Regions from separate parts of the Mus musculus genome. Here region 2 is linked to region 1. A link is a loop called in an ENCODE intact Hi-C map of the cell type or tissue named here. Cell type or tissue: left cerebral cortex. All regions are shown on one strand. Each heading gives the region's core, and the rest is flanking DNA. Links, peaks and the distances in the headings are about the cores only.

Evidence for each region. A loop is a pair of places that touch in the nucleus more often than their neighbours do. Peaks named below come from ENCODE experiments on the same cell type or tissue, not always from the same donor. Only the 100,000 strongest peaks of a DNase experiment are listed, where the experiment ranks them.
Region 2: it touches region 1 in a loop (5-fold over the local background); 11 of 42 quality-filtered maps call a loop at or near these places.

Annotation. Positions count from the first base shown.
Region 1 is chr8:106,002,688-106,018,460 of GRCm38, forward strand. It overlaps Ddx28 (DEAD box helicase 28), which reads right to left and starts at 8,799. Exons shown (of 1, transcript NM_028038.3): 1 at 6,929-8,799. The coding sequence starts at 8,737. The coding sequence ends at 7,115. It overlaps Dus2 (dihydrouridine synthase 2), which reads left to right and starts at 8,791. Exons shown (of 16, transcript NM_025518.4): 1 at 8,791-8,891; 2 at 13,137-13,278. The coding sequence starts at 13,153. It also overlaps a transcript of Dpep2 not described here. In left cerebral cortex, for the core only: a CTCF peak has its summit at 5,399 (motif pointing left); a DNase peak (open chromatin) is centred at 8,782; H3K4me3 peaks cover 1,666 bases; H3K27ac peaks cover 812 bases.
Region 2 is chr8:105,895,991-105,911,763 of GRCm38, forward strand. It overlaps Pskh1 (protein serine kinase H1), which reads left to right and starts at 4,484. Exons shown (of 3, transcript NM_173432.2): 1 at 4,484-4,550. In left cerebral cortex, for the core only: no CTCF peak of the experiment used is centred there; DNase peaks (open chromatin) are centred at 1,991 and 4,415; H3K4me3 peaks cover 1,725 bases; H3K27ac peaks cover 1,492 bases.

The DNA of each region.
Region 1 (15,773 bases), core at 4,243-12,242:
AATAAAGAGTTGGTTCTTTGAGAAAATCAACAAGATTGACAAACACTTATCCAAACCAACTACAAGACAGAGAGAATATCCAAATTAAGAAAATCAGAAACTAAAAGGGGGACATAGCCTTGAACTTATTGTCACAGGAGACAACTTCCTGAACAGAACACTGATAGCTCAAACACTAAGGTTGACAATAAATGGGACTTCATGAAACTGAAAAGCTTCTGTAATGCAAAGGACACTGCCAATAGGACAACACAGAAGCCTACAGACAACATAGAATGGGAAAATATTTTCATCAATAGCATAACTGACAAACGGCCATTATCCCAAAATACATAAAGAACTCAAGAAACTAGACATCAACAGAAAAAAAATTCCAATTAAAAAAACGGGGTACAGATCTAAACAAAGAATTCTCAACAGAGGAGTCTCAAGAAGCAGAGAAACGCTTTTTAAAAATGTTCAACATCGAGGGGTGTGTAGGTGCACACCTTTAATCCCAGCACTTGGGAGGCAGAGGCAGGCAGATTTCTGAGTTCGAGGCCAGCCTGGTCTACAGAGTGAGTTCCAGGACAGCCAGGGCTATTCAGAGAAACCCTGTCTCGAAAAACCAAAAAAAAAAAAAAAAAAAGTTCAACATCCTTAGCCATCAGGGAAGTGCAAATTAAAAGGACTTTGGAAATCCATCTTATACTGGTCAGAATGGCTAAGATCAAAAACTTTAAAAAAAAAAAAGATAAAAAACTTGGTCATGTTGGAGAGGTGGAAGGAACAAGGGGAACACTCCTCCACCACTGATGAAAATGCAAGCTTGTATAGCCACTTTGGAAATTAATATGACAGTTTTATGAAAACTGGGAATCAGTTTACCTCAAGACCCAGCTGTCCTACTCATGAGCATATCCCAAAGGAGGCTCCATTCTACCAAAAGAACACCTGCTCAACTGTGTTCATAGCAGCTTTATTCATAATAGCCAGAAACTGGAATGACTCAGATGTCTGTCAACCAAAGAATGGATAAACAGAGTTTAATACACAATATGTGATTACTCAGATGCTTAAAAAATGACACCATGAAGTTTTAGGCAAATGGATGGAACTAGAAAAAAATAATCCTGAGTGAGATAACCCAGACACAGAAAGACAAACATGGTATGTACTCCTAAATGGATATTAGCTGTACAGTAAAGGATAATTATTACAGACCTAGGGAGTCTAAGTTACACGAAGGGCTTAGTGGGGACACGTGGATCTCCTGGGGAGGGGAGGAGTGAAATAGATTGCAGTGGTAGACTGGGGATGGGATGGGTGGGGATGGGAACAGGAAAGATCAGGTCAGGGAAGGGATGGAGGGAGAGAGTATAGGGAGAGTCAACTGGAATTAAGGGTGGGCATAACGGGACAAGGTAGAAACCTAGTACAATAGAAACTCTGGTGAAGACTCCTAGTAATAGTAGATACAGAACCTGAACTGTCCATCTTCTGTAACCAGGCAAGGCCTCCAGTGGAAGGACTGGGGCGCCACCCAAGTCACAAAACCTTCAACCTACAATATATCCTGCCTGCAAGATGTGCTGGGCTAAGGGTGGGGCAGAACATGAGTGAGTGGCCAACCAATGACTGATTCTACTTGAGACCCACATCACAAGAGAGAGCCCATGCTTGACATGGCTTCAAAAGCCTGGATAGCCCAGAGACCTAGGGTAGAACCAAACACAAGGGGCCAAAAAAAAATCAATTAAGTGATTCCTAATAATATTCTGCTACACTTGTAGACAGTAGTCCAGCAACACTGTCATCTCAGAGGCTTTCATGTAGCAACCAATAGCAGCAGATAAGTAGATACAGAGACCCACAGCCAAACATTAGACAGAGTTCAGAAGAGGGGTCCTGGATTGTAAGAGTCAGAGGGGTCAAGGACATCATAAGAAAATGTCCCACAGAACTAACTAACCAGGGCTCATAGAGACTCATGGAGACTGAAGTGACAATCAGGAAGTTTGCATGGGTCTGACGGAGGTTCTCTGAATATATGTTATGGTTGTGTGGCTTGGTTGTTCTTGCGAAACTCCTAAGAGTGGGAGCAAGAAAGAGCTGTCTTTTATTCTCGTGCCTGCTTTTGGGAATTTTCCCCTCCTACTGGGTTGCCTCATCCAGCCTTGATTACTAGACGAGGGTGTGCGCCTAGTCTTATTGTAACTTGTTATGCCGTGTTTAGTTGATATCCCTAGGAGGCCTGCTCTTTTCTGAAGGGAAAGGAGTAGTGAATCTGTGGGAGAGGAGAGATGGTGGGGGTGGGGTGAGGAGATGGGAGGAGATGAATAAGGGGAAACTGTGGTCAGGATATATGAGATAAGAATGAATAAATAGCCTTGACAGTGGTGGCACACGCCTTTAATCCCAGCACTTGGGAGACATAGGCAGGCAGATTTCTGAGTTCGAGGCCAGCCTGGTCTACAGAGTGAGTTTCAGGACAGCCAGGGCTACACAGAGAAACCCTGTCTCAAAAAACCAAAAATAAAAAATAAAAAGTAAATATATATTTTTAAATAAATAAGTAAAATTTAGAAAGGGAGTGGTCCTTGCACTTCTTAACCTCTGAGCCACAATATTGACAGCTCCTAAACAGTAAATCTTCAAAAATTCTAGTGAGCACCTCTACTTGAAGCCTCTAGAAGGTGAAGGTAGGAGGATTGCTACAAGTTGAGGCCATGACTTATCTACCTGAAGGGTTGTAGGCCAGGTGAGCTACATACTGCAATTGTCTCAAGGAAAAACAAAAAAGAATAAAGGATTTGAAGGTACCAGGCATGGTGGTACACACCTTTTATCTCAGCACTCAGGAGGCAGAAGTAGGCTGATTTCTGAGTTCAAGGCCAGCCTGGTCTACGTTGTGAGTTTCAGGATATCTAGAGCTACCTAGTGAGACAAAAAGGAGGGTGGGTAGAATTATTTTATAGCCCAAAAGGAAAGCTAAGTTGATAGATTAGGAGCTTTTAAAATAGATGGCATGTTATTTGTCCTCAATACAGAGCATGAATAGTTGGACTCTGGGTCAGTGGTATACCATTTCTTCTAATCATGACTAGAGAAATTCTGAGGGGTTACAGACAAACCTAAGAGGAATATACAGTCCCCAGTGAAGTTACATGTACCTCAAAGTTCCTTGTGCAGATAGATGCCTGGTATAGACTTACTTGAATAACAGGCTTCACAGGGGACAGAGGACAGGTTAGAATTAATATAAAATATGCGATCAGTCATTCTCAGACAGGCAGACTTGTCTGCCGTATAGAGACAATAGGAATGCTTTCCTAAATAGTCCAAGTTGCTGTAGTTATATTACCATGGAAACTAAGGGGTGTGATGTCATCACTACTTACTGAGGTCACATATGGAACCTGTGACTTGAGGGATAAACTTCTAAGCCTTGATGTTTTAAGGGGAGCAGGGCAGAGGCAGCAAGGAATCCTGTCAGGGCTCTTCCACCTAGCCTATTAAGTAGCCTACTTGAGCACGGCTGGGTGAGCACGACCCCAGCTGCCTCTGGAGGGTACAGAAACACAAACTCTGATGTTGGTCAGAGTGAAGTTTAACCTTACATAGCAAAATTGACTTCCTTGCCCCTAAATAATAGAAAGGCAGACATTTGGTTGGATTAGAGAGCCAGAGAGGGTGGATATGGTGGTGTGTATCTTTGATCCCATCTCTTGAGTTTGAGACTAGCCAAGGCAACATTAGACTCTGTCTCAAAAGGAGAAAAAAAAAAGTCAAATCTGAACAAGTGTAAAAGATATACCAGTTAGCAAAAATAAAAATCTGGGGCTGGAGAAATGGCTCAGCAGACAAGAGCACTGACTGCTTGTCTATAAGACCTTGGTTCATTTCCCAGCATTGACATGAAGACTAACAACAGCCTGTAACCCCAGTTCCAAGAGGATCCAGGGCCACCTTCTGACTTTTGAGGGAACTGCATGATTAGGGTGCGCAAACATATATGCAGGCAAAACATCCATAAACATAAAATAAAAATCTAAAAACCAAGCCGGGCATGGAGGCGCACACCTTTAATCCCAGCACTCAGGAGGCAGAGGCAGGCAGATTTCTGAGTTCGAGGCCAGCCTGGTCTACAAAGTGAGTTCCAGGACAGCCAGGGCTATATAAAGAAACCCTTTCTCGAAAAACAAACAAACAAACAAACAAACAAACAAACAAAACCCTGAATGGACACTCTTGCATGCACTTGGGAGTGGATACAGGGAGATCATGAATTCAAGCTCATCAAAAGTTATTAGAGCCTGAGATTAGCGCCACAAAATACACAAACATTGATCTCAGCTAGACAGGGATGGCTTATTGAACAAACACCCTAATACTGATCAGGGTCCGGTCAGGGACATAGCTCAGAGTTATCTGAACTACGACATCAAACATTTCTCAAGGCAGGTTTATAAAGGGCGGGAGGGGGGAAACCCCTATAAAACACACAATGAGTTCATATGCAGGTGCAGGAAGTGCTGCCCAGTGGTCAGCTCTGACTCAAGCCATTTTTAGAGATAACAGTTCATATTGACCTTTAATCTGATGGGCCCTACATAAAGCTTTGTGGGATTTCTCAAGATTAACAAACCTCAGAACATACAGAACAGAACGGGGAATGTGGTCATCATGACCCCACTCTGAGTCATTTTTTCCTGTGTCAATGACTGGCAGGCATATTACAGCAACAGTATGAAATAGCTGACAGGCATGGAACAAAATGGCTACAGCTATGATGGGGGCGGGGGGAGGGTGGAGCAGACCTCAACAGAGTGTTTTCCCATCAACAAATAAATGCAATGTTTAAAGGGCGAAGCACTCATGGGCTCCCTCCAATAAATGTAGGAGTAATAATAAGAGGCTGAGGTGGGAGGATCAGGAAGAGTAAGAGGTTAGCCTGGATTACAGAGTAAGACCCGTCCCAAAACTGAAGCTGGGTGTGGTGGCGTAGGAGAGGCATATATGAGGCATATGCTACCACACCCAGCTTTAATCCCAGCATTTGTGAGGCAAAGGTAGGAAGAGCTAAGTTTGAGTCCAGTGTGGTCTACAGAGCAAATTTCTTGCAGCAGGGCTGCAGGGGTACATAATGAGAACCTGTCTCAAAAAAACAAAACAAAACAAAACAAAAAAACAAAAACAAAAGAATAAAAAAACAAAAAACCCCAACAACTTAAAACTGAAAAGACAAAACCCAAAAATAGGCTCCTTCTACCCTTGCCAAATTTAAACAATGAAATCTCTGGGAACTGGTGAGATGGCTCAGCGGGTAAGAGCACTGACTGCTCTTCCGAAGGTCCTGAGTTCAAATTCCAACAATCACATGGTGGCTCACAACCACCTTTAATGAGATCTGACGCCCTCTTCTGGTCTGTCTGAAGACAGCAACAGTGTACTTATAGTAATAAATAAATCTTTGGGCTGGAGTGAGTGAACCACATGAAGGCTCACAACCATCTGTTCAGCTACAGTGTACTCATATACATAAAATATTTTTTTTTAAAAAAGGAATCTCTGGACTTATCCAAGGTCACACAGATAATGTATTTGCTTTTAGAAAAATTCTTTTTCACATTTACTTTTTGTTTGTGTGCCTCTGTGTGTGCCCATGCTGCACAAGATGGTGTTGAGGTCAGAGGACAACTTGAGGTAGTCAGTTATCTCCTTCCCCCATGTGGGTTCGGGAAAGGAACTTGGGTTGTCAGACTTGATGCCAGGTGCCATAATCCATTTAGTCACTTCATGGGACCCTGAATCAGTGTTTTTTGGTTTTTTGTTTTCCCAGCAACACTACAGCTTCGTATTATTCATGATGGGATTTCAGATTTATAGCTGACAGAAACATGACGATAAGCTCATCATATTTACAAGTGTTGTAGGTGATTATATTTAAAGTTAGGAGGATGTTAAAAGTGTTGGAAGGGAAAACAGGTCTTGCTAGTGACATTACAGAGTGGGATTGGCAGGATATTTTTGTAGAAATAGTATTTTGTAGAAAACACACTCCTGGCACAGAGACATAAAACCAATGGGCAACCCTTTCCCTTTCCTTTTCAAAACACACAGGCTTGGAGATGCAGCGGTAGAACACTTGACCAACAAGCTTGAGGTCATGGGGTCAAACTGCCAGTATGGTAAAACAACCATGACAAAAAGAAGCAACAGCAGCAACAATAAAAACCAAACAAGGACTTAGATTGATGGCCCAGAAGGTAAGAGCGCATACTTGCAGAGGACCAGAGTGTGGTTTCCAGCACCTGCCTGGGGACAGTCACAATTGCATGTAACTCCAGCTTCAAGGGACCTCACTCACTCTCTTAAGTTCTGAAAGTGCCTGTTTCATGTGCACTTAAGCACACGTACATACCACACATAGACAACTTCAAAATCAATCTAAAAGAAAAAAAAATCAAAGCAACTTAACCCAAGCCAACAAAATCCTACATATGGTAGAGTGTAAGTCATAAAAATCTACTGAACTCTATTCAAATGGTGGTTACTATTATAGGTGCCCCCCAAAAAATAGTATTAGCTAAGTGAACTCAGAGATCCACCTGTGTCTACCCCCTGAGTACTGGATTAAAGGCATGTGACACCACTACCAGGAAAGGGACCCTGTCTTTAAAAAAGAAAGGAAGATTACTAGAGACCAAGTCCATTATGTGATATACAGTGCCAACTTGTTTCAAAACACACAGATAAATCACTTTTTAAAACTCCTAAGAGGTCCACTGAGATAGCACAGTGGGTAAAGGCACTTGTCAAGCAAGTGGGATGATCTCAAGTTAGATCCCTGGAACACACAGAAAGGTGGAAAGAGAATCCTGACTACACAAAACTGCCCTCTGACCTCCACACACACATACAATGAGAAGAAAAAGAAATCATGACATAGTGTAAAGTCAAAATCCACTTTATTTTCTGAACGTTACTTTCCAATCCTGTCCAGTAGTTTACTTTTCAAATCTCCAAACAATTCATCATGCTTTCAGAGAGGCAAGGGCTGGCGTGACTCAATGTCGCCCACTGACAAGTGTTCAACTTCCTGCTCTAGCACTAGATTCAAGCCAACCAAAAATCAGGCCTTTTGAGGCAAAGGGTCCCCCACTGAAGATGCTAGTCCTGGAAGGCTTCTCCTTCGGCGAGCTGCCAGTTCAATTTTCTGAACCAGGCTCACATCCCAGGGGTGGGTCACAAAACTGATAACGGACCCTGGCACTTCGCTGCCCACACGACCCACCCTTCCTGCTCTGTGGATGTAATCCTGCAGGGTAGGGGGGAAATCGTAATTGATAACCACTTCCACGTGGACACTGTCTAGGCCTCGGGAGGCGATGTCTGTGCAGACAAGTATGTTCTGGGAGCCCTTCTGGAAACTCTGGAAGATACCTGCCCTCATTGAGGCCGGCATTTGCCCTTGCAGCCTTAGATGTTGAATCTTGTGGTCATCCAGAATGTACCCAAGCCAGTTCACGGTGCTGGCGCTGTTGCAGAATACCAGGACAGTTCCCGAGGGTTCCGTCTTACTTGCTTTGTCCTGCTGTTTGAGGATCTGAACCAGTTCTGTCACCTTGTCTGCTCCCTTCAGTCTCATAAATGTCTGTCTGACATGAGGCATGAGACAGTGCAGCTTGGAGCTGGTAATGGTGGTCAGACTGTCTGGACTGGTGACTTTACTCAGTAACTGGTTTAGGCCTTCTGGAAACGTGGCTCCCACCAGCACTAACTGGGCTTTGGGATTAAAGGGGTCTTCTAACTCGGCTGGACTTTCTGCTATAGGGCTCTTTTCCAAGATGTAGTCCACCAGTTCCAGGAAGCTTTCATCTAGCAGTGTGTCTACTTCATCTAGCACTATGAAGTTAAGATGCTGTAAGCTGATCAGTTGACTTTTCAGAGCCTTCCACAGCGCCCCTGGAGTAGCCACTAACACATCGGCTGCCGGTCGTCTATACAGCTGAAGTTTGAGCCTACTCATCCCGAGGCCTCCGCCAAGTTCTATCACCTGCAGGCCCAAGTACCCACCCAGTGACTGGGCCACTGCCTGCACCTGTTCGGCTAGTTCTCGGGAAGGTACCAGAACCAAGCCTCGAGGAGCCGTGAAACTGCGGGAGTCCAGGTCTGACCCTCTCAGGAGCCGCTGAAATAGGGGCAGTAGGTAGCTAAGCGTCTTGCCACTGCCAGTTTCCGCAGCGCAAAGGAGGTGGCGGCCTCGAAGCAGTGGGGGGATGGTTTTCGACTGCACTGAGGTTGGCTGCACAACTTCGGGGACAGCCTCCTGAAGCGCCAGCAGCACTCGGGGTTCCAGACCCAGGTCCACGAAGCTGCCCCGGGACGAGAGGTTCCTCAGGGCGGGCGCCTCTTGCTGCACTCGCTCTATGGAGAAATGGTCTTGCCGCGATCGCCGATGCTTCCAGCCACGGGAAGCCAGTGGCGCTCGCTCCCAACGGCCCAGCGTGAGGCGTGCGGGCTGGTTCAACTCCGGCCGCCGCGCCGAGACCAGCAGGGGACCGGGGCGCACTAGCACTGGCCGCTGCAAACTCCCACGGCCGCTCTGTCGCTGTTCCTGCCGTCGCTGCAGAGCCCGCGGAACGCGCACCACTGGCAAGGACTGGTCGGAACCGCGCACCACTAGGTTCCGTCGAGGCTCCAGAAGCAACCGTACTGCTAACGCCAGCAGCCGCGATGGCCCGGCTAAAGCCATATTTCCCTTGATGCAGAAGAGGCGCGCGCTAATGACGTCAAGCACGCCACCGTAGTCTGGAGTACGGTGGCTGGCGCGGATCAGGGTGGCGTGTGGCGCTGCAGCACCGGCTGGAAGGAGGGAGGAGGATCCTTAAGAGTTCAGTGGCTGCGAGGTCTGTAGGTTTCCACCCGGCATGGCGATGTCCAGATTGGAGTCATCTTTGGGGAAGGGTACTCGGTGGAGGCAGGAATGGGAGTCCGCAGTAGGAGGGGGCCATGGGTCCCTGGCTCAAGGAATCGAGTGAGGATGGCCTCTGTCATTTGAGTGCTTAATTTCTGATAGTCTTAACTTGTGGTCTTCATTGCCTCGCTCAGTCATCCCATAGAACTCCAAAGGTACAAAGTTCGACGATGTTTTCGTAGATATGCAATCCACTCAAAGCCTGGGTGATGCAAGTTTGCTGAGACTGAATGAATGGTAGGCCAGGGGACTGAGACAGAAGTTGGGAGTCTGGGTTTAAGCTCAACCCAGTTCTTTAGTTTAGAACCCAGAGTGCATGCTGGTGGCCTTCAGCTTATTTCGTCTTTGAAGTTAGAGAGATGGTCTCCGTTCTTTCAGGTGTAGTTTCTCAGGTTTTTTTTTTTTACACTTTGACCCTACCTCTCCAGGCAAGTTTCACCCTCCTTTCCTTGTCGTCGCCCCCCCCCCCCCCCCATGCATCTCAGCCTGGACCCATCACTCTAGCGGTCTGCTCATAGCCACTGGCTTCTCAGGCAGATTCCGAATTGCCTGACTAGAAGTAGAAAGAAGGGTCCCGTTACCCTCCTGGAGTGATGAAACTTATCTCACATAGCACCGGTCAAGCAGACTACTTGACATGAATTTAGTGGTTCAGGTTATTAAACGTTTAATTTTTTTTTTTTACTTCATACTTTTTGAACATATCTGAAAAAATGGGCATCAAGTGTCTGGAGTGGGAGATAAGGTCAATGTTTGTGGATTGATTACCTGGGAGGTTCCTAACGTCTGGAGAAAGTGTTTTAATTTCATTCATGGGCTGGTGAGTTGGCTCAGTGGGTAAGAGCACCCGACCGCTCTTCCGAAGGTCCGGAGTTCAAATCCCAGCAACCACATGGTGGCTCACAACCATCTGTAACAAGATCTGACTCCCTCTTCTGGAGTGTCTGAAGACAGCTACAGTGTACTTACATATAATAAATAAATAAATCTAAAAAAAAAAAAAGTTTAATTTCATTCATTAGAGCTGGCCCTCCATATTTATAGGTGGACCTCTGTGGAATTTTCCACTGTAGAGTGAGAATATTCATGAAAAAAAATGTGTCTGTACTAAATATGTATAGACATTTTTCTTTAATGTTACTCCCTAACAATACAGTATAACAAGTATATACATCATGTTTATATTGCATTAGTCATAAGCAGTTTGCAGATGATTTAAATCATGTGGGAGAGCGTTGGGGCATAGCTTTGTGATAAAGTGCTTGCCTATTAGCGTTTGTGAAGTCCTGAATTCAATTCCCCCCTAAAATCAAAAGTACCTAGGAATTTTATGTAGGAGCTTGAGTATCCTCAGATTTTGGTATCTTTGAGGTTCCTAGAACTCCTAATAACTACCTATTGATGACTTTACCATTACATAGATTAAAATTTAGTTGAGTGTGGTGGCAAATGCTGTGAATTCCAGCACTTAAAATTCAGAGGCGCCGGGCGTGGTGGCGCACGCCTTTAATCCCAGCACTTGGGAGGCAGAGGCAGGTGGATTTCTGAGTTTGTGGCCAGCCTGGTCTACAAAGTGAGCTCCAGGACAGCCAGGGCTACACAGAGAAACCCTGTCTCAACCGCCCCCCCCCTCCAAAAAAAAAAAAAAAAAGTCAGAGGCAGGTAGATCTCTGAGTTGGAGGCCGGCCTGGTCTGTATAGCATGTTCCAGTCAACCTGTACTGTAATAGCAAGACCCACCTTAAAAAAAAAACAAACATAGGACATAGGTTATTTAATTTTATTTTTCTTCTTTATTGTAGTGAGGATGCAGGCCAGGGCCTGTGCATTGGTAATAGTCAAGTGCCTTACTAGTAAGCTACAGTCCTGATGCTTGATTGTTGCCCCCGACCCTGTGCTTTCTTTCTTCATGGACCCCTGGCTAGCTTAGAGCTCACCATGCCCAGCCCCAGGCCCAGCCCCAGCCCCAACCCCTGACTTTTTATTTATTTATTTATTTATTTATTTATATGTAAATACACTGTAGCTGACTTCAGACACTCCAGAAAAGGGCGTCAGATCTCATTACAGATGGTTGTGAGCCACCATATGGTTGCTGGGATTTGAACCCATGACCTTTGGAAGAGCAGTCAGTGCTCTTACCTGCTGAGTCATCTCACCAGCCCAACCCCTGACTTTCTTTTTGTTTCCACAGTCTCTCCCTTCGAAATATTTCTAGAACTGCTTACCAACCTCGTTGAATCGCTGTCATCTCTCAAGTTGATTTACTGAGTTGCCTTTGAGTTGATCTCCCTGCTGTCTGTCCATCCGTTCCTCCATCCGTCTGGGTGCAAGTCCCCTCATGACCCCTTCCCCTGTTTGCTGTTAATACAGTAGTCAGTGTGATCCTCTGACAACATGAGTGAGCTCCTGCTACTTCCCCACTTATAACCCTTTACAGGGTCACTTTTTGAAGAGCCAACAGAGTCTTAAGACTCAAAGACCTGCATGATCTGAGTACTGCCCCATATCATCTAACTGCTGCTCCTAAAACATTGGTCTTCCACAATTTTCCCTGTTGTGTAGTTTATATTATCCTCTTTACGACTCCTCCAACATACCAGATTAACTTCTGCCTTGGGTCTTTCTCCCTGGCTATCGCCTCTGTTGAGCGTTCTTCTAGATCCCTACTTGGTTAATTCACATCTCTGTTTAAGTCGTATCTTTTTAATTGAAGCATACCTCAGCTTCTCTATTAAAAACTGATCCTGGGGGCTGGTGAGATGGCTCAGTGGTTAAGAGTTCAAATCCCAGCAACCACGTGGTGGCTCACAGCCATCCGTAATGAGATCTGATACCCTCTTCTGGGGTGCCTGAAGACAGCTACAGTGTACTTACATAGAATAAGTAAATAAATCCTTTAAAAACAAAAAAGAAAAAGAAAAAAGAAAACCAATCCTAATGCTTTCAGTCTTGTTTCATCTGCTTTTTTTTTTTTTTTTTTTTTTCTAGGCAGAGTTTCTCTGTATAGCCGTAGCTGTCCTGGAACTCATTTTGTAGACCAGGCTGGCCTCAAACTCAGAAATCCTCCTGCCTCTGCCTCCTGAGTGCTGGGATTAAAGGCGTGTGCCACTACGCCCGGCACTTTTTTTTTTTTAAATTCCTGTGTGCTACTAATTTCCCTGCATACTATATAATTGATTATTTATTTATATGCTTACTGTTTGATACTTGTACCCCCCCACTGGGCTGGACACTGTGAGGCAGGAAACATAGTCTTGCTGGTCCATTTTGTTCTCTGAGATGATGACAGCTTTCTTCCCAAGAGACTGTGACAGTGACTGGCACTTAATGAATAGTTGTTATGACTGAACATGAATCAGAGATCAGTATTCAAAGGATGGAGAAAGCCTGCCCTGCATGACAGAAGGGATTTTTTTCCACGTATGTTTCTTTTTTTCTTCTTGTTTTCATGTATATAAGGATTTTTGCCTGCACGTGTGTCACATGTGTGCCTGGTGCCTGTGAAGGCTAGAAGAGGGCACCAGGACCCCTGAAACCGGAGTTACAGAAGGTTGCAAGCTGCCATGGAGGTCTTGGGAATCAAACTTGGGTTCTCTGCAAGAACAGCAAGTGCTCCTGACCACTGAGATTTCTCTCCAACTCTACATTTTTTTAAAAAGATTTATTCACTTATTTTATGTATATGAGTACACTGTAGCTGTACAGATGGTTGTGAGCCTTCATGTGGTTGCTGGGAATTGAACTCAGGACCTCTGCTTGCTCCAGCCCAAAGATGTATTTTTTTATTTTATGTAAATACACTGTAGCTGTCTTCAGACACACCAGAAGAGGGTGTCAGATCTCATTATGGATGGTGGTGAGCTACCATGTGGTTGTGAAATTTGAACTCAGGACCTTCAGAAGAACAGTCAGTGCTTTTAACCGCTGAGCCATCTCGCCAGCCCTCTACATTTTTTTTTTTTTAAATTTAAAAGTATTTTTTAATTGTGCGCATGGTAGGGCATGGTATGCATGGAGATCTGAGGACAGTGTTCAGGAGTCAGTTCTCTCCTTCTACTGCCGGTTCCAGGGATCGAACTCCAGATGGTCAGGCTTATGCAGCAAGCGCTTTTCCCCACTGAGGCAGCTCACCTGCCCACCACTGTATTTCTAACCAATATTTTTGCTTTCTTCAGGCATCACAGAGCAGGAATGATTGTGAACAGCCTCTCCCTGTGCTACCACAATAAGCTCATCTTAGCCCCGATGGTTCGGGTGGGGACTCTGCCAATGCGCCTCCTAGCCCTGGATTATGGAGCGGACATTGTTTACTGTGAGGTAAGGTATTCCTTTCTTTCTGGGAGTCACAGGGGAGCAGGGACAGGTTTCATCTTTAGGTATGGCAGTGTGTGGGAGACTGAGGAGGCAGAATGGGACCTCCACTCATGATCTCTCACTAAAGTCAAAAGAGATCCACACGCATGATACTGATGAGTTCTGTTGGTCCTGATGCCCTCAGGACTTGGGCAGTAGAAGGCTGTGGGTCAGATGGGCAGATAGATAATTTGTCATGTCACTGCCCAGGCCCCATTCAGTACACCCGTGAACTAGTTGAAGTTCGGAAGAAGAGAAAGAGAATCAGAATCGGAGTAAGAAGCACGTTGACGAGGTTGGTGTTGGTAGTCACAGGATTTTTTTGGGCACTAAGTCAGTAAGTGTATCCATTGGCTGCCCCAGAGATATTAGGGCTTTAGAGTCAGGTTCAGAAAGATCTGATAGGAAAATGGAATTGCCGGAGTAAGCTGACACGGGACAGTGAGGGAGTGTTCTCAGTTGAGCACTTATCAGAAATAGCTGGAGATAGTTCTGTTATCCATGACGTGTGTGTGTGTGTTAGAGGAGGCTTCACTCCTTGTATCAGGAACAGGCAGAGGAAATGAAGCAGGATACTTCCTCCAACTGGGCCACATCTCTGCAAGTCTCTGACACCTCTCAGTCATATCTGTACATCGACTTATTGATGAAACCCAAAGCCCCTTTTGGAAATGTTGCAATAGAGATTAATCCTTTAACAAATGTGGCTTTTGGTTGTTTTTTCTTTAATTAATTTTTATTTATTTATTTATTTTTGGTTTTTTCGAGACAGGGTTTCTCTGTGTAGCCCTGGCTGTCCTGGAACTCACTCTGTAGACCAGGCTGGCCTCGAACTCAGAAATCCGCCTGCCTCTGCCTCCCAAGTGCTGGGATTAAAGGTGTGCGCCACCACGCCCGGCTCTTTAATTTATTATTATTATTATTATTATTATTGGAGATAGCATCTTAATAGCCCAGCCTAGCCCAGAGTCTATACTGTTGCCTCAGTTTCCCAAGCGCTAATCTTAGATGTGAGAGCTACCTCGCTTAGATCCAGCTACATGAGACCCATCTTGACAAATATAAAAACAAAAATACTCTATAGCTAATCAGCCAAATAGATGATCAACCAAATAAGCAAATGAACTATGAGAAGAAAGCCAGGAGGTATTTGATAAAAGAGTGAGGCAACTGGGAACAGCCGAGGTATATTAGAGGGCTCGGGGCTGAGGCGTGAATAGCAAGCCAGGAAGTAGAAATTGGGCTGTCAGGTGTTTAAGGGTAAGTGGGGCAGGGAGAGTGCGGGCGAGTATAGGAAGTTTGAGGTTTGAAAGGAGAGTATAAAGGAAGTTGTTTATAGATGACTTGCATGTTTGTAGACTAAGAGGAAGGAAGACAAACACACGGGGTGGGGTAAGGTGATAGGCAAGGTCAGGTCTTGGGAGACCAGTCAGGCTTTTGTTCTCAGTACCAGAGATGAAATCTAGCTAGGGCTTTGCGTAGACCTTCAACCATGAGTTATGTTCCAATTTAAGGTTCTTTTAACAAAATGTTCATGTGTGGGGGAGCTGGAGGTGCATGGGAAAGTCACGTGACGACCTGGGAGGTGGTTCTTTAGTGCCCTCCTGGGTTCTTCAGGTCAAACTTAGGCCATCAAGCTTCTTCAGGAAGGTCTTTTACTTTGTACACCAGGCTGGCCTCGAACTCAGAAATCCGCCTGCCTCTGCCTCCCAAGTGCTGGGGTTAAAGGCATGCACCACCACTGCCCGGCAATTCTTTTTTTTTTTTTTTTTTTAAAGACAGAATCTTACTTTTGTTACCCAGACTGACCTCAGTCTCCAGAGTGTTTAATCCAGTTGCCTGTTTTGTGTGACCTTTTTTTCTGGAGAGATGTGAACCAACGTAATACTCATCTCAGATGGGGGACCAGTGACAGAGCCAAGTACAGAGTCCAACTTTGTGAACCAGTGAGGGATTTTTGTTTGTTTGTTTGTCTGTTTAGATTATAATATAATGATCCAATGAATTTTATTGGCCTTACTTCAGGAGTGTGGGTGAGGAGTTACATACAGGAACAGAATGAATGACAACTCTTAAAAGACAGACATGTAGAGTATATTGTACAACTTTCAGGCAGCCAGATAGATTGGAGATTGTCTCTATTCCACAACTCGGTCTGAGCTGCTTCTAGCCGCTCAGCCAGGCTGTCTTTCCCAGGTGGCTTAACTAATCAGAGAGAGTACTTTTTAGGAGTCCTTATCACTTATGTATGCTTGGGGTGGGAGGAGCTTGGTATATCTGTTTCAGGAACTTCTGGAAGCCTTCCTGAGCTGTTTACTTCAGGAGTCTATGGCCTTCCTTTTAAAAAGGAAGGAATGTTTCATCTCCCCTAGAAACATCCTGTGTCCAGGGCTGTGGTGGCGCATACCTTTAATCCCAGCACTTGGGAGGCAGAGGCAGGTAGATTTCTGAATTCGAGG
Region 2 (15,773 bases), core at 560-8,559, 110 kb before region 1:
TTGCTCCTTCTACTTTCTGAGTTGAGAAACTGATGCTTGTGTTAAGCTCCTTCCCACTTACCTACAAGGTTCTGCATTCCCTGCTCTGCTTCCCTGCAGAACCAGCTCTGCCTACCCAGTCCTTGAGGATGGGCAGTCTCAGAGGTAAGGTAGCACACGGGAGGTGATAGCACATTTGGAGGGCTGCCTTATAAGTGGCTCGGAATCGCTGGGGGGCTCGCTCAGCCAAGTGCTTGTCACACAAGTCGGAAGACCTCAGTTTGGCCCCTAGGGCCTATGTAAAACATAGAGTGGTGGCATGCACTGGTGTGTAGTCCCAGCCCTGGGGAGGGCAGAAACAACTGCATCTCTGGGAGTTGCTGGAGAGCCAGCCAGCCTCGCCTAATCAGTAAGCTCCAGGTGAGAGAGAGAGAGAGAGAGAGAGAGAGAGAGAGAGAGAGAGATATCTCTCAAAAAACAAGGTAGATAGCACCTGAGGAATGATGCACAGGTTGACCTTGGTATGCACACTCCCACTTCATACATACATACACACATACACACACACGCACACACACACACACACACACACACACACACAGAGGGAGGGAGAGAGAGAGAGACAGAGAGAGAGAGAACGAACAGGCCAATGAGATGACCTAGCACTCAGTAAAGGTACTTGCCTGCAAGTCTTATAGTCATCTGACTCCCACAAGTTATCCTCCGACCTCCACATAGGAATTGTTATATGTGTGCACATGTACTCATACATACATAAATAATAAACATTAAAATTCATCATTAAAAAAGTGGCACCAAAGCCGGGTGGTGGTGACTCACGCCTTTAATCCCAGCACTCAGGAGGCAGAGGCAGGCAGATTTCTGAGTTGGAGGCCAGCCTGGTCTACAAAGTGACTTCCAGGTCAGTCAGGGCTATACAGAGAAACCCTGTCTCAAAAAACCAAAAAATAAAATAAAATAAAATAAAGTATTTATTTATTTAATGTATGTGAGCACGCTGTTGCTCTCTTCAAGCACACCAGAAGAGGGCATTGGATCCCTTTACAGATGGTTGTGAGCCACCATGTGGTTGCTGGGAATTGAACTCAGGACCTCTGGAAGAGCAGTCAATGCTCTTCTGAGCCAGCCCCAGCCCCAAGCCCCTCATTGACCTAGACTTTTATATCTCACTATGTCGTCCTGGCTGTCCTGGAAAACACTACATAGACCAAGCTGGCCTCAAATACATAAAGATCTTCCCACTTCTACCTCCTGAATACTGGACCTAAAGTTGTGTATCACCTTGCTAAGCCTGTCTATCTGTTTTATAAAATACATCTATTGTGTGTAGGTATGAGAGAGGGTGCTGGCAGATGTGACACAGTACACGTGTGGAAGTCAGGAGAAAAAAACTTAACAGGAATCGACTCTCTCCTTCCACTACACAGATCTCAGGGATTTAACTCAGGTCACCATCTTGCTGGCTATATATATATTTTTTCAATGTGTGTGTGTGTGTGTGTGTGTGTGTGTGTGTGTGTGTGTGTAGCCCTAGCTGTCCTGAAACTATCTGTAGACTAGGCTGGCCTCAGACTCACAGAGATTTGCCTACTTTTGCCTCCTGAGTGCTAGGATTAAAGGCATGGACAGCTCACGTCTATTTTGTTGTTGTTGTTGTTGTTGTTGTTGTTGTTGTTAGAATATTCTTTCATCGTTCTTCTTGGTCAAGAAACAGCTATTTCTTGATTGTCCTCACCTCTTCTAGAAAGTACTCTGTAATTGAATATAAGCTGAATGGAAAGTATCTCAAGATATACACAGAGCTGGGGCTTTTCCCTGTCTCCGCATAACACTGGATTGTGACTACCTACATCCCAGTGAAAATTCACAGATGTGGACTCCTCAAAGGTAAAGGGTGCTTTTTGTGTCTCTAGCACCCAATCTAAAAATAAAGAGTACAGCGTGGAGAATAAGGAATGAAAGAATCTCTTAACTCCAACATGGGCATTTTTATAGTCAACATGAGCTTGTACTAAAAATGACTCCAGGGCATGTCATCCTGGGACACCTCCCTCAGCATGGGCGTATAGTTGGGAGTGGTGTGCTGGAGCTTCGGATCCTGATAGTTTTCTAGACCTAGTAAATGGCCAGGAATAGCCTGCTTCTGTAAGCAGGGATGGCTGCTCTGGCCAGCCATTGGTGGGGTGGGGATTACAACCCTCCTACAGTGACCTACATTTACCCTGATGTTTGCTCCCTAAGTCCCTACTCTGCCATGGGCTGGGATCGGAGGTTGAGTGGGGGAAGACTTTGCTCTGTGGCCAGGGGCTTAAAGGCTTTATGGGTTTTATCTCAGAGCTAGCGCAGACGGTTGGGATGATAGCCAAGATGCCGGTGCCTAGGCATAGCTACCTAGGTCTAAGCACGGTCACAGTGTTCTACAGCTGTAGATCTATATAGACAAGGTGGAGTTGACCATTCAGATAGATGTCCTGGGACCAGTTGCCATCACACCAGAACACGTTCCTGCTAAGCCTGTGTTTTTCCCTAGATCCCAAACCAATACCTGAATATACAGCGTATACGAGTAAATACTCGTTCCTTTATTTGCCAAATACCTTGACAAATAAAAGACTATAGATTTCTGAGTGTTATCAACTCTGGACTTCTATATTATTTTTTTATTGTGAGACTAAAATCATGATTACAATATGTTCATAGTAAATATAAGGATAGGAAATTCGTATGGAAAGGCTTGAGGGTGACATCTTCCCCGAGAATTCATATAACTGTGGAAATGTCAGAGCTGGATTTGATCCCAGATTTGGCCCCAAAATCAATGCTCCTTTTTTGTTGTTATTAAAATTATTTATTGGGCTGGTGAGATGGCACAGCAGTTAAGAGCATTGACTGCTCTTCCAGAGTTCATGAGTTCAAATCCCAACAACCACATGGTGGCTCACAACCATCCGTAATGACATCTGACGCCTCCTCCTGGTGTGTCTGAAGACAGCTACAGTGTACTTACATAAAAAAAATAAACCTTTAAAAATTATTTATTTATTCACTTTATCACCCCTTCCTTTCCTCTCAGTAATCAGTCACACAGGTCCTTCCCCCATCCACTTTCCCTGTCTCTTTTGAGAAGGGGAAGCCCTACTCTGGGTATCACCCCTCCTCATGCTGTTTTTTTTAGGCAAGGTCTCCCTGTGCAGCAGCCCTGGGTATCCTGTTGCTATAGACAGACCATGCAGGCCTTGAACTCAGAGGTCCCCCCTCTGCTTCCCAAATCACACCAGGCTGGGTTAAAGTTCATGTTTTTAGTAATCCCATAACCCTTTGAGAAACAAATTTCATTGCTGCCATTTTGAAAGATGGTCTTAATCTGTATCCCAAGAAAACTTATAACTTCTATAACCTGGCCTTTTTTTTTTTTTAAACCTCTCACTGCAATATCCCCTTAAATTCCTGAGTGCCAGGATTATAGGCATGTGGGAACACACTGATGAATTTTTTTATTGAGATAGGACCTTAATAAATACACCAGGCTAGCCTCAAACTAAAGTCTTTCTTGTTGCTGCTTCCAAAGTACTAGGATTACAGGCTAACGATGTTTTGTCTTTTTTAAAAAAGTAAAAGTTGTTTCAAAACCTAGTGTGTTAGTACAAAAAAAAAAATCTTTATTTTTTTAATTAATTAATTTTTTGTTTTTTTTTCAAGACAGGGTTTCTCTGTATAGCCTTGGCTGTCCTGGAAGTCACTTTGTAGATCAGGCTGGCCTCGAACTCAGAAATCTGCCTGCCTCTGCCTCCCGAGTGCTAGGATTAAAGACGTGTGCCCCCACGTCCAGCTTCTTTGTTTATTTTTGAGACAGGTTTCTCTGTAATAGCCCTGACTGTCCTGGAACTAGCTTTGTAGACCACACTGGCTTGGAACTCAGAGATCCTCCTGCCTGAGTGCTGAGATTAAAGGAATGTGCCCACCATGTCAAGCTTGGTAACAATCTTTTTTATTCGTTATTTTATTTTATAAATCTCGTGATTCATTTGTGTTTGCATCAATACATTAACAATCTTTTTTACTTTTTATTTTATGTTATAAATCTCGTGATTCATTTGTTTTTGCATCAATACATTAAAAAAAATTAGCCCTGGCGTGATGACACACTCCCTTGCCCTTCAAGAACTCCTTCATCTATAGAAGAATCTTGCCATTTTTTTTCCATTTCTCTCGGTCATTACCTTTCCCAGAACTTTTCCCTCCACAAATGGCTCCCCAGCGGTGTCTAGCGGCAAACAGACCCACCCCTGGAAAAGAGCTCTGCTCCGCCCCGAAGACGTTGATTGGCAGGCACTCCGAACCCCCCCCCCCCCCTACACACACTTGCGTTCGCGTCTGGAGGCTCCGCCTCCCTTCCGTCCCTTGGCCGCCCAAGTTTGTTTTGGCGTCAGGCGCGCGCAGTAATGACGCCACCACGCTGACGCGGGAGGATGGCGGCGGCGCCCGTGGCCTGGGCTGGGAGACGGTGGGCTGAGCCGCCGAGACTCCGGAGAGCCCGCCGCCCGCGCGAGGTGAGGCCTTCCGGCTCGGGGCTTCGGCCTGACCGGCGTGAGGGGCCTGCGAGTTCAGCCGCGGGCGCAGCCAGGGCCTGGCGCGACTCCGAGCCCTCGGTCCCCGTGCACTGGGGCCTGTGGGCTGGGGAGCAGGCCGGGCTGTGGCTACCCGCGGTCCCCAGGCATGGCCTCGAAACCTCCTGCCGCGTTAGGCCCGATGGACTTGGTCATCTGCCTGTCTGTGGCCCAGCCGTCCCGCGTCCAGCGCGGGTCAGGTTGATCTAACCTTGTTGTGTGCGGCGCCTACTCCACACCCTTCCCTTGCGACTGAACGCCAGGGTCCTGCGGGGGCCATCGATCGCTTCCATGTACTGGCTGGAAAAAGGGCCAGAGTCCAGCTGGGTCGCTTGCAAGGCAAACCTGTCATACTTATAAGGAGAGCCCCGCTCAGTCCTCTGAAGCTGCTGCGTGTATAATTCGCACCAGAAAAATCACTCGTTAAAATTGCCTCCTTAGTCACTGTAGGGAAAAACTAAACCTTGTAGCCTGCAGCATTCAAAGCTTATCATAATCGGATGTGGCCTACCTAGCCCTGCAGAGAACGCCTGGGCACGTCTGTACTGCGATTATGTAGTGTTTTGTTGAGGCATGTGAGCCTCCTATTAACTCTGTGGTTTCATACCCTCGAGGTTCAGATAGCTGCTTTCTCGGTTTGTGAAACTTCCGTTCATTTCCACCCTCACTCACCAGTAGAGGAAATTAACCTGTGTCTTTTTGAATCTATCACCAATGTCTTTTCCTTGGAAAACTGTCTCCTGCGTTCACACAGTAGTAGTGTTTAGTTAAAGCTATCGGGACACTGACTTGAATAGATACAGATTAAGCCTTGGGGGAACATCTGTCATGGCCAGCATTTTGAGATAGTCACAGCAAACAGTGACATCTTGAAGTATTTTTTTTCAAGATACAAATTCAAGAGTTTTACTCTTCTCTAGATGTGGTAGACTACACTTCCGATCAATAAGGGCTAGTTTAGGCTACATAGTACATTTAGGACGAACCTGGGCTATATGAGACCCCGTCTCAAAAACAAAATACTCCAAAGCCCTGGTTTGGTGGTGCATGCCTGTGATCACCGCACTCCTGAGAGAGAAGCAGGAGGATGCCCAAAAGTTAAAGGACAGTCTGATATAGTGAGGCTGTCTTGGGGGTGGGGTGGGGGGAGTCTTCACTTTATTTTTCTGCTGATTTCGTTGATGGAAATTGAACTCAGGGCCTGAACCCTTTTCACTTAGCTACATGGTCAGCTTACAATGTATGGTAGCTTAAATGCTGTAACCCCAGCATTTGCGAAGCAGAAGGAGCAGGATTACCATGGTACTTGAGATGATCCCAGACTGCATATCGAGTACCAAGTCAGCCAGGACTACAGAGTGAGACCCTGTCTCATGAAGCAAAACAAAAAATAAGAAAGAAACAAGATATGAGGTAGAAATCTGTGCTTTTAAAGTTTTTTTTAAGTCTCCTTCCTCCCCCTGTACAGTGATTGATCCTGGGCATTTTGCATTCTAACAACTGAGCTGTGTCCCCTTTTCAGAAAATTGTGAAAATGATGCAGTCAGGGCATAGTTGTGCACACCTGTAATTCCAGCATTTAAGAGACTGAGGCAGGAGGATTGCTCTAAGTTTGAGGTCAGTCCTGCTTCTATAGTGAGTTCATCAGTCAGTGTAGCCTGGGCTACAGAGTGAGACCCTGTCTTGAAATTAAGAAAGCAAAGCTAATGATATTACTGTACTTCTTGGATGAAGATTTGTGCTATTGCCCCTGGAAGCTACTGGCCTTGTAGACTCCTGTTATGGATCGTTGCCCATACCTTGGAAAGACTTTGAAAGATCTAAATATATGCCAATAATGTTCTATTGAGGTACACCCCTAGCCCCAGAAAACTTCCCTGTCCATCTGTCTATCTCCCTGTGTGTATGTGTGTGCTCACTCGTGTCGGTGAGTAGGTAGGTAGGTTGGAGACAGTTTGTGAGAGTTGGTTCTCCTGTTGGTTCTAGATAGAATCGGGGGTCAGTCTTGACAGCAGGTGCTTTTGCCACTGAGCTCTCTTGCCAGCCACATCATGGTTGATGTTTTTGGTTTGGATCTAATCAAGACTAATACCACTGAGGTAGAACCCTGGCCATCTTTTTCACTTTTGATTTTTTTTTAAAAACATTCTTTTTTTTAAACAATATTTATTTATTTATTATATGTAAGTACATTGTAGCTGTCTTCAGACACTCCAGAAGAGGGCATCAGATTTTATTACGGATGGTTGTGAGCCACCATGTGGTTGCTGGGATTTGAACTCAGGACCTTCAGAAGAGCAGTGGGCACTCTTAACCACTGAGCCATCTTGCCAGCCCCACTTTTGATTTTGAGATGGGGTTTTACTACGTTATCCAAGCTGGACTTCAACTCACTCTGAGACAGGTCTTGGGATTTTCCTGCCTCAGCTTCCTGAGTAGCTTGGATTATGGGCCTTTCCCACAAGCCCCAGCTAGATAATGTCATCATTTCCCACCCCACCCCAGGGTTCTTTGTGTAGTTCTGGCTGTCCTAGAACTCATTCTGTAGACCAGGCTGGCCTTGAACTCACAAAGAGTTCCTGTCTCTGTCTCTTGGGTGCTGGGATCAAAGGCACACACCACTACTGCCTGGCAAAAACGTCTTCTAAAATTGTTCTTCATATTGTCTGTGTGTGGGATGATGCCCTGTGTCTTGTGTTTTCTTCAAGGTCATTTGTAGGTATCTGAGAGCTCTGATAACATCATTTCTCATCAGATAGATACAGTTGATCACTCCTCTAAAGGGATTTAGGGTTCTAATTTACTAGAGGGTGAGTTTGCTGAATAGGCAAGTTTTCTAAGTCTAATTGTAATCCTGTGCTTAAGATGAATAAATGAGCCAGAGAAAGTGCAGCCTACAGGAAAGTTGCCTCTGACTTTGAGGTATAGTTTCACATTGTAGATTTCCTTGTCACTTGGAACAGAATGTCCTTGAGAATCCAAATGCTTGTGGGATCTGAAACAGATGCTGAAGTCAGTCACAAGGTCATAGTTGGATGAGTGAAAATTTGGTTTGGCCTTTCATTTGGCTTTGTTAGTATGAGGATGGTCTATGAGCTACTCTGACCTTCCTCAGTGCTTAACCAGCCGTGTGGTGATGTTACTGTGCTGTAAGCCGTTGACACTATTGACCCTTAAACTTCAGGACAGCTCAGAGGAGCTGTCTTCATTGACCTAGAGCACTAGACAGTAGTGTTATTCTCTGTGTGTATCTTGACATATGGAGAGAATTTGAGAAGTAACGCCCTAGAAAGAGGTAAGGAATTCTGAGAACTGGAAAGAGGCTTTTCCAAACACCTTTTGGCTAGGTCATCACTGACCTATTCTTGACACAGTCTTTCATTGTCAGCATAGTCGATGTTAAGGTAGAAATATGTGTGATGTTTTCCTTTGCTGTAAGAAAATTAGCTGAGGGACTTTTTCAGGCTGCAGATTTGAAGTGGCCTTTCTGGGCGTCATAAGAGTGATGGGTCAGCTGGGATTGGTGACCCACTTCTTTAATCCCTGTACTTGGGAGGCAGAGGCAGGGGATCTCTGTGAGTTCAATGCCAGTCTTGTCTACGTAGTGAGTTCCAAGACAGCCACAGCCACTGTCTAGTAAAAAAATCTGTCTTGAAAAAAAAATTAATGGGTCAAAGGATTTTATGAGGACTGTCCAGACTGTAAATCCCTTGAGAGCAAAGACTGTCTTCTTTTTATCACTGTCCTAATAGAGTTTTTCCAAGGCAGGAAATCAGTAAACATTTGTGGGCTAGGAAAGGAGAACTCAGGGAAAATTACTAGATCAGTATTTCTGAGGGTGGGGTTAATAAAAATGTAACAATTGCCAGGCAGAGGTTGAATGCACACACCTTTAATCCCAGTACTTGGGAGGCAGAGGCAGGCAAATCTCTGAGTTCAACTGAGGCCAGCCTGGTCTACAGAGTGAATTCCAGGACAGCCAAGGCTATATAGAGAAACCCTGCCTCAAAAACAAAAGGTTGTTTTCTGACCTCTATATGCATGATATACACAAAACACACATCATACACATACACAAATAATGATGATGATGTTTTTGAGATAATAGTCCTGGCTGGCTTAGAACTTGCTACATTACCTGCTTCTTCTGCCTTCAAAGTACTGGGAATAGAGGTCTGTGCCACCATATGTGTCACATATATTTATATTTATATATGAATGATAGGTTTTGTTTCTCTGTGTAGTCCTGGCTGTCCTGAACTACAGAGCCTGAACCATGCTGGCCTCGAAGTCAGAGATCTACCACCTCTACCTCCCTAGTCCTGGGATTACAGGCGTGCACCACTACCACCTGGCTAAGAAATTTTAAAACACCATTGCCAAAATGGTGCTGAGATATAACTCAGTGTTGAGCACCTGCCTTGAATATGTGAAGCCTTTTGATCTAATCTCTTGTAATAATAAGAAAAAAAGGGCTGGTGAGATGGCTCAGCAGGTAAGAGCACCCGACTGCTCTTCCGAAGGTCCGGAGTTCAAATCCCAGCAACCACATGGTGGCTCACAACCATCTGTAACGAGATCTGACTCCCTCTTCTGGAGTGTCTGAAGACAGCTACAGTGTACTTACATATAATAAATAATAAATAAAAGAAAAAGAAAAAAAATCATATCTAAAGAGAAGGAGAGCTGGAGATAAAGCTCAGTCAGTGGATGGAGTGCTTGCCTGGCATTCAGGAAGCCCTGGGTTCAGTCCCTAGCACCACAAAGGACTGAACGTAGAGATACAGGTCTGTGATCTCGGAACTTTGAAGTAGAGGCTGGAGGAACAGGAGTTCAAAGTCATCTTTACCTACATAGCAAGTTCAAGGTCAGCACGGGCTGTATGAGACCCTCTCAGTAAGTAAAAGAATCAATGAATAAAATCTCTCATGCATAATAGATACATACACTTAGGCGTATTCTACACTATATCACAGATAGCGATTCTGGTATATAGTATCAATGTTGATTTACATAGTTTTGCTCTCCTTTCTGTGGCACTGAGGGCTGGCACAGATTAGGCAAGTTGTCTTCCACTGAGCTGTACCTGTACTTGTAATGCACCTTTCTATTGCGTCATTGAAGAGAATTCCATTGTATGAATTATTTTAATTAATTTTTTTGTTGCTGTTTTTTCTTTTTCGAGACAGAGTTTCTCTGTGTAGCCCTGGCTGTCCTGGACTCATTCTGTAGACCAGGCTGGCCTCAAACTCAGAAATCCGCTTGCCTCTGCCTCCCAAGTGCTGGGATTAAAGGCGTGCACCACCACACCTGGCTTTTAATTAATTTTTATGCCCTCTTTTATTTTCATTTTGTGTCATTTTTTGAGGTAGGGTGTCATGTAGCTAGGGCTGGTTTGGAATTAGTATTCTCATTGCTGACTATGTGGGTTGTTTCTAAGTTTTCTCTTATATTTGCTACTTTGTGTCAGGGTGTGTGTGCATGTGCCACACATGTGCACATGGTGGAGGTCAGGGGACAACTTGTAGGAGTGTGTTGGTTCCTTATCCCATGTGGGTTCTGGTGAGTGAACTCAGAATGGCATGTTTGGCAGCAAGTCCTCTTAACCTGGTGAGGCATCTCGCTGGTGCCCTCTTCCTCTCCTCTGTGAGGCAGAGTCTGTGTGTCTCTGGGTGCATCTCACGTTTGCAGCAGTACTCCTTTCTCAGTCTCTCAAGGGTTGGGATTACAGGCCTGGACTGCTGGTCCAAGCCGATTAGAACATTCTTTATTTACAGTTTTGTTTGTTTGTTTGTTTGTTTGTTTGTTTTTCTGTTTAGCCTTGACAGTCCTGAAACTAACTCTGTAGACTAGGCTGGCCTCAAATTCACAGAGATCTGCTTGCCTCTGCCTCTTGAGTGCTAGTGTTAAAGCTAATTATGTTTTTAAAATTATTTGTTTTGTGTGTATATGTGTTTATATTGTGTACATGTTTGTGTGTGCGCATGTGTGTGCACATGTTTGAGGGTGCATACACAGATTGTGTACCTACAAGTATATATGGAAGCCAAACGTAAATGCCAGATGTCTTCTCTATCACTCTCACTCTTGCTGATGAAATATTTTTAGATTTATTCATTTTATTTTGTGTGTATGATTTGCCTGCATATATGTCTGTGGAGGTCAGAAGAGGGCATCAGATTTCCTGGAACCAGTTAGAGGTGGTTGTAAGCCACCATGTGCGTGTTGGGAATGAGCAAGTTCTCTGTGAGAGCAAGTGCCCTAATTCTGTATCTGCCTTATTCACTAATACAGGATCTCACTGAGCCTGAACCAGGTGGGTAAGAATTACAGGCCATGAGCTCCAGGAACCCTCTGGCATCCCCTGTCCTCAGTGTGCTGACATTACATTTCTGTGTCATAATGCCAGCTTTCCACATGGTTGTTGGGGACCCACACTCAGGCTCTCATGTGTACAGGACAGATCGCTTATGATTGAGCCATTCCCCAAGCTCTCATTTTCCAACTTAAAAAAATATATACTTTTGTTGTGCTGGGTTTGAACCCAGAGCTTCACGCATGCTATGTTTGAACTTGGGTACAGGTTGTATTTCCAAACCCTAATTTTTCATTGTGTTGATGAAGGTGCCATGAGTTTTCTCTCATGGGTATCTGTTCCCTCGTAAATGTGGTTTTGCAGTGTTGTTTCTAGAAATGGAATTGCTGGGTCAGTCTCCATGTTGTAGAGGACAGAGTTCTCCCCATGTCTGCAGCTGCTCTTGTTCAGGAGATTTATCTAAGAGGACAAGAATTTCTGTCTGGTGTATGTTTGTCTTGTGATGATGAGAAGTGCAGTTTAGCAATCACCTACTCCTGAGATCACTGCCTTCCAAAACACGGCCTCAGGATCCTCTGGTTATTTATATCTCTGTGTAGCCCTAGCTGTCTTCAAACTCTGTCTGCCTCTGCCTCCCCAGTGCTGGGATTAAAGGCGTGTACCACTATGCCCAGCTTGGTTCAGGATCTTTAGAGGTTTAAAGGTTATCTTGCTTTACTGTGGGGGAAACTGTTGGTGAGTAAGATTGGAGAAGGGCAAATGCTTGTTTTCCACCACTGGGAGATTCACAAACCAGGCCTCTGTTGCTAGCTCTTTTCTCCTGGCCTTCCCCATAAATAGAGTTAGATCTGGAAGCTTGTGGACAGACTTACTTCCGGATTCAAGTAACCTTTAAAACCCAAATAAAACCTTTAAAAACATTGTTGTCAAGGATGGCTTCTTTGTAAGTCTTGAAAGTACCTCAGAACCTTTTATTGTTGACTCACAGAAAATAGGAAACCAAGTATCTACCACATTTCTCTCATTGTTGACAGACTGACTGAATGCTTTCTGAGCTCTGCACTTTACCAGGTTCCAAAGGAGGCCAGGAGAGCTGAGAAACAGGCCTTCATCAAGGAGCTGACAGTGGTGTAATGAAAGGCAGTGGAGAACAAAGCTGTGTAGCCAGACCCAGGGCTCAGACCTGCAATCCTAGCACTCAGGAGCTTAGGCAGGATTGCTGCAAATTAGAGGCCAGCCCTGGCTACATAGGGAGTTCAGGGTCAATTAGGGATACGTACATAGCAAGACTCTTGTAGAAAAATGAAATAAAGCTGTGAGCTGCATGATAGATTATAGTTGGTATCTGAGTTTCTGAACATAGGCTCCTGAGAAAAGGGCTCAGTAGATGTGTGTTGACTCACCACCTTAGTGATGTGAGGAAACAGTTCAGGCTTTGACCTCTTGAGGTCAAGTTCTGCTAGGCCCAGATACTTCTGAAACCTTTACTGTCTAATGAAAAGATTCTTGCATGGAGAACCAAGAGACAGGAGTCCATGATTAGCCACCTCTACTTGAGTAGCTTTGGATAATTTCCCCCTACCTCTCATGGCTGGTCATGTCTGGAGTGTCAGGGAGGACAGTGCTACCAAGTGCTCACTCCCTCTGCCGCTGTGCAGCATGCTGGGGCTTTCCCTAAGGAGTGGTTTGTAGCAGCCTGGGATCTGAAGATATAGAGCAGACCCTGGAGAAAAAATCATCTCTGTTAGTTTTGTGACTTGGATGTAAATGGTGTAACATGACCTCAGGGGAGTCTTCTGAGGCTTCCAACTCATCCCATCTACTCCAGTACCCATGCTGGCTACTAAGTTGGGCACATACACAAGAAAGCTGGAGGAATAGTTTCTTCCCAAGCTTTTATCAGCCACCATTTTCCCCCATGTCTTCATTTCCACTTCATCGACATGGGAAGAGAAGTTAGCAGATATGATGTTTTGTATATGCTTGGCACAGGGAGTGGCACTATTAAGAGGTGTGGCCTTGTTAGAGTAGGTGTGTCACTGTGGGTATAGGCTTTAAGACCCTCACCCTAGCTTCCTGGAAGCCAGTCTTCTGTTTGCACTCAGAATAAGTGTAGAACTCTCAGCTCCTCCTAATGCTTTGCCTGCCTGGATGCTGCCATGCTCTCACTTTAATGTTAATAGATTGAACCTCTGAACCTGCAAGCCAACCCCAATTAAATGTTTTCCTTTATAAGAGTTGCCTTAGTCATGGTGTCTGTTCACAGCAGTAAAACCCTAACTAATACAGCAGATATGATTGGAACTGAGCATATGAAAGGCAGAGACAAGTGAATTTCTATGTGTTTGAAACTATCCTTGTCTACATAGTGAGTTGTAGGCTAGTCAGGGCTACATGGTGAAACCCTGTCTCAAACAAAACAAAACAAAGCCAGAAGCCGGGCAGTGGTGGCACATACCTTTAATCCCAGCACTTGGGAGGCAGAGGCAGGCAGATTTCTGAGTTTGAAGCCAGCCTGGTCTATAGAGTGAGCTCCAGGACAGCCAGGGCTATACAGAGAAACCCTGTCTCGAAAACAAAACAACCCCAAAAACCAAAAAACCAGATGTGGTTGGAATGTGGAGCAGTCTTGATCTGGATCTTGCGTGTGTCCCTAGCTTTCAGAGCTGGTGCCTCTTCTCTTCCAGTTTCAATCTGCATTTGTGTTGCTAGAACATTGATAGCAGCTTTCTAATTGGAATAAACATGGTGCCTTACTGCTAACTTTATTTAAAGGGAAAATTCAGGGCTTTTTCTTTATAAACTTTAGTGTTTCTCATCAAGTGTGTTTGGCTAGATAAAGTGAATTATTGGTAAATCTAGAGTTATTCTTTCTCACTAGGTAGAAGTGACTTCTGAGTGGCTCATGCTAGATCATCCGTGCAGTTTGTATGCCCTCTCACTCTCTCATCAGTGGTAGATGTTGCTTGAGGATCAGGGGCCAGAGCCTGTTCTGTGCCTCAGGAATGTGGGTCCAAGAATGGTCTTCTTCCTGGGTTTCAATTCATTGGTTTTCCTGAAGGAAGAGAGGAATTTGCAGAATTTTTTGGTTCACAGTTCTAATCTTTGGGCTTTATCAGAAGGAATCTACTTTCTAAATGTCTTTGTTTAAATACTATGCTCTGAATTAGGAGGACTGGTCCAGTGACCTGAGTTCAACTCACGGGATCCACGTGTGGCGGGAGATACCTACCTGACTCCTGTAAACTTATTCTGACCTATCACCCCCATATACAAATAGATAAATAAGTAAATAAATGTAATACAAATTTAAAAATTTGAAGACTACATATGGGCTGCCAAGATGGCTCAGTGGGTAAGAGCACTGACTGCTCCTCTGAAGGTGCTGAGTTCAAATCCCAGCAACCACATGGTGGCTCAAAACCACTCTCTTTCAGAGTGTCTGAAGACAGGTACAGTGTACTTACGTATAATAAATCTTTTAAAAATTTTTAAGAAAAAAAAAAGACTACATACATGTAAGTCCATGTGGACCCAGCTTTCCAGTTTGGTAATACCAAACCCAGAAGATGAATTGTTTCCTTTCATGTAAGGAAAGGTAAACTTGATTCTGCAGAGTACCATATTGGCATAGTAAGTGAAATCTGAACTTTAGTCTGTGCTCATCAAAGACTTCCTTTATGTCTGATGGATTTGCTTTGTTTTGTGTTTCCTTCTTTTCTGTACCTCTCCATGTGTGTGCATGCACACGCATGTGTATACATGCAGGCACTTTTACTTTCTTTCTTATTTATTTATTTTTCTTAAAGATTTATTTATTTATTATATGTAAGTACACTGTAGCTGTCTTCAGACGCACCAGAAGAGGGCATCAGATCTCTGTTACAGGTGGTTGTGAGCCACCATGTGGTTGCTGGGATTTGAACTTCGGACCTTTGGAAGAGCAGTCGGGTGCTCTTACCCCCTGAGCCATCTCACCAGCCCTTACTTTCTTTTTTTAATTCTCTCATACAATACATCCTGACAGGTTTCCCCTCCCTCAATTCCTTCCAGCCCACACCTGAGACCTCCCTAGTCACTAGCTCCACTCCTCTCTCCCTTCAGAATAGAGCAGGCCTCCTAGGGATATCAGCCAAGCACAGCATAACAGGATGCAATAAGACCAAGCACAAATCCTCATATCAGGGCTGGCCAAGGCAACAGGTCAGAGGACAAATGTCCCAAGAGCGGGCAAAAGGATCAGAGACAACTCCACTCCCACTCTTAGGAGCCTCACAGAAACACAAAGCTAACAACTATACCATACATGCTGAAGGCCTAGTACAGACCCATGTGGGCTCCGTGACTGCCACTTCAGTCTCTTTGAGCCCCTATGAGCCCTGCTTAGTAGATCCTGTGGGAGCTTTCTGAGTTCTTAATGGGTGACGATGTCGGAAGAGGTTTTTAATACTCTGCATCAGAAACGATGACCCAGAATAATGAGGAGTGATGTTAGCATTTAGGAAATATGAGAAGGGTCCAGGAAGACTAGAGAGGAAATAAACAGTGTGTGGTGAACATTCTTATCCCTGTTAGGCTAGGAAAACAGCATGACACTTGATGCAATGAGATCAGACCTGGGCTTTCTTCTAGACCCTCCCTTGAGATTGAAGTTGCTTTTATTTTGTTTTGAGACGGGGTCTCTGTAGCCTAAGCTATCTCGGAACTCCCTCTAGCCTCGCCTGGTCTTGAATTTATGATAGACCTCCTGCCTCAACCTCCTAAGATTTGAGTCATAGGTGTGAGTTATTACCATGCCTGGCTCCTGTACTCGAACATCTTTGTTTCTATTTGTTTTAAGTTTTTGTTTG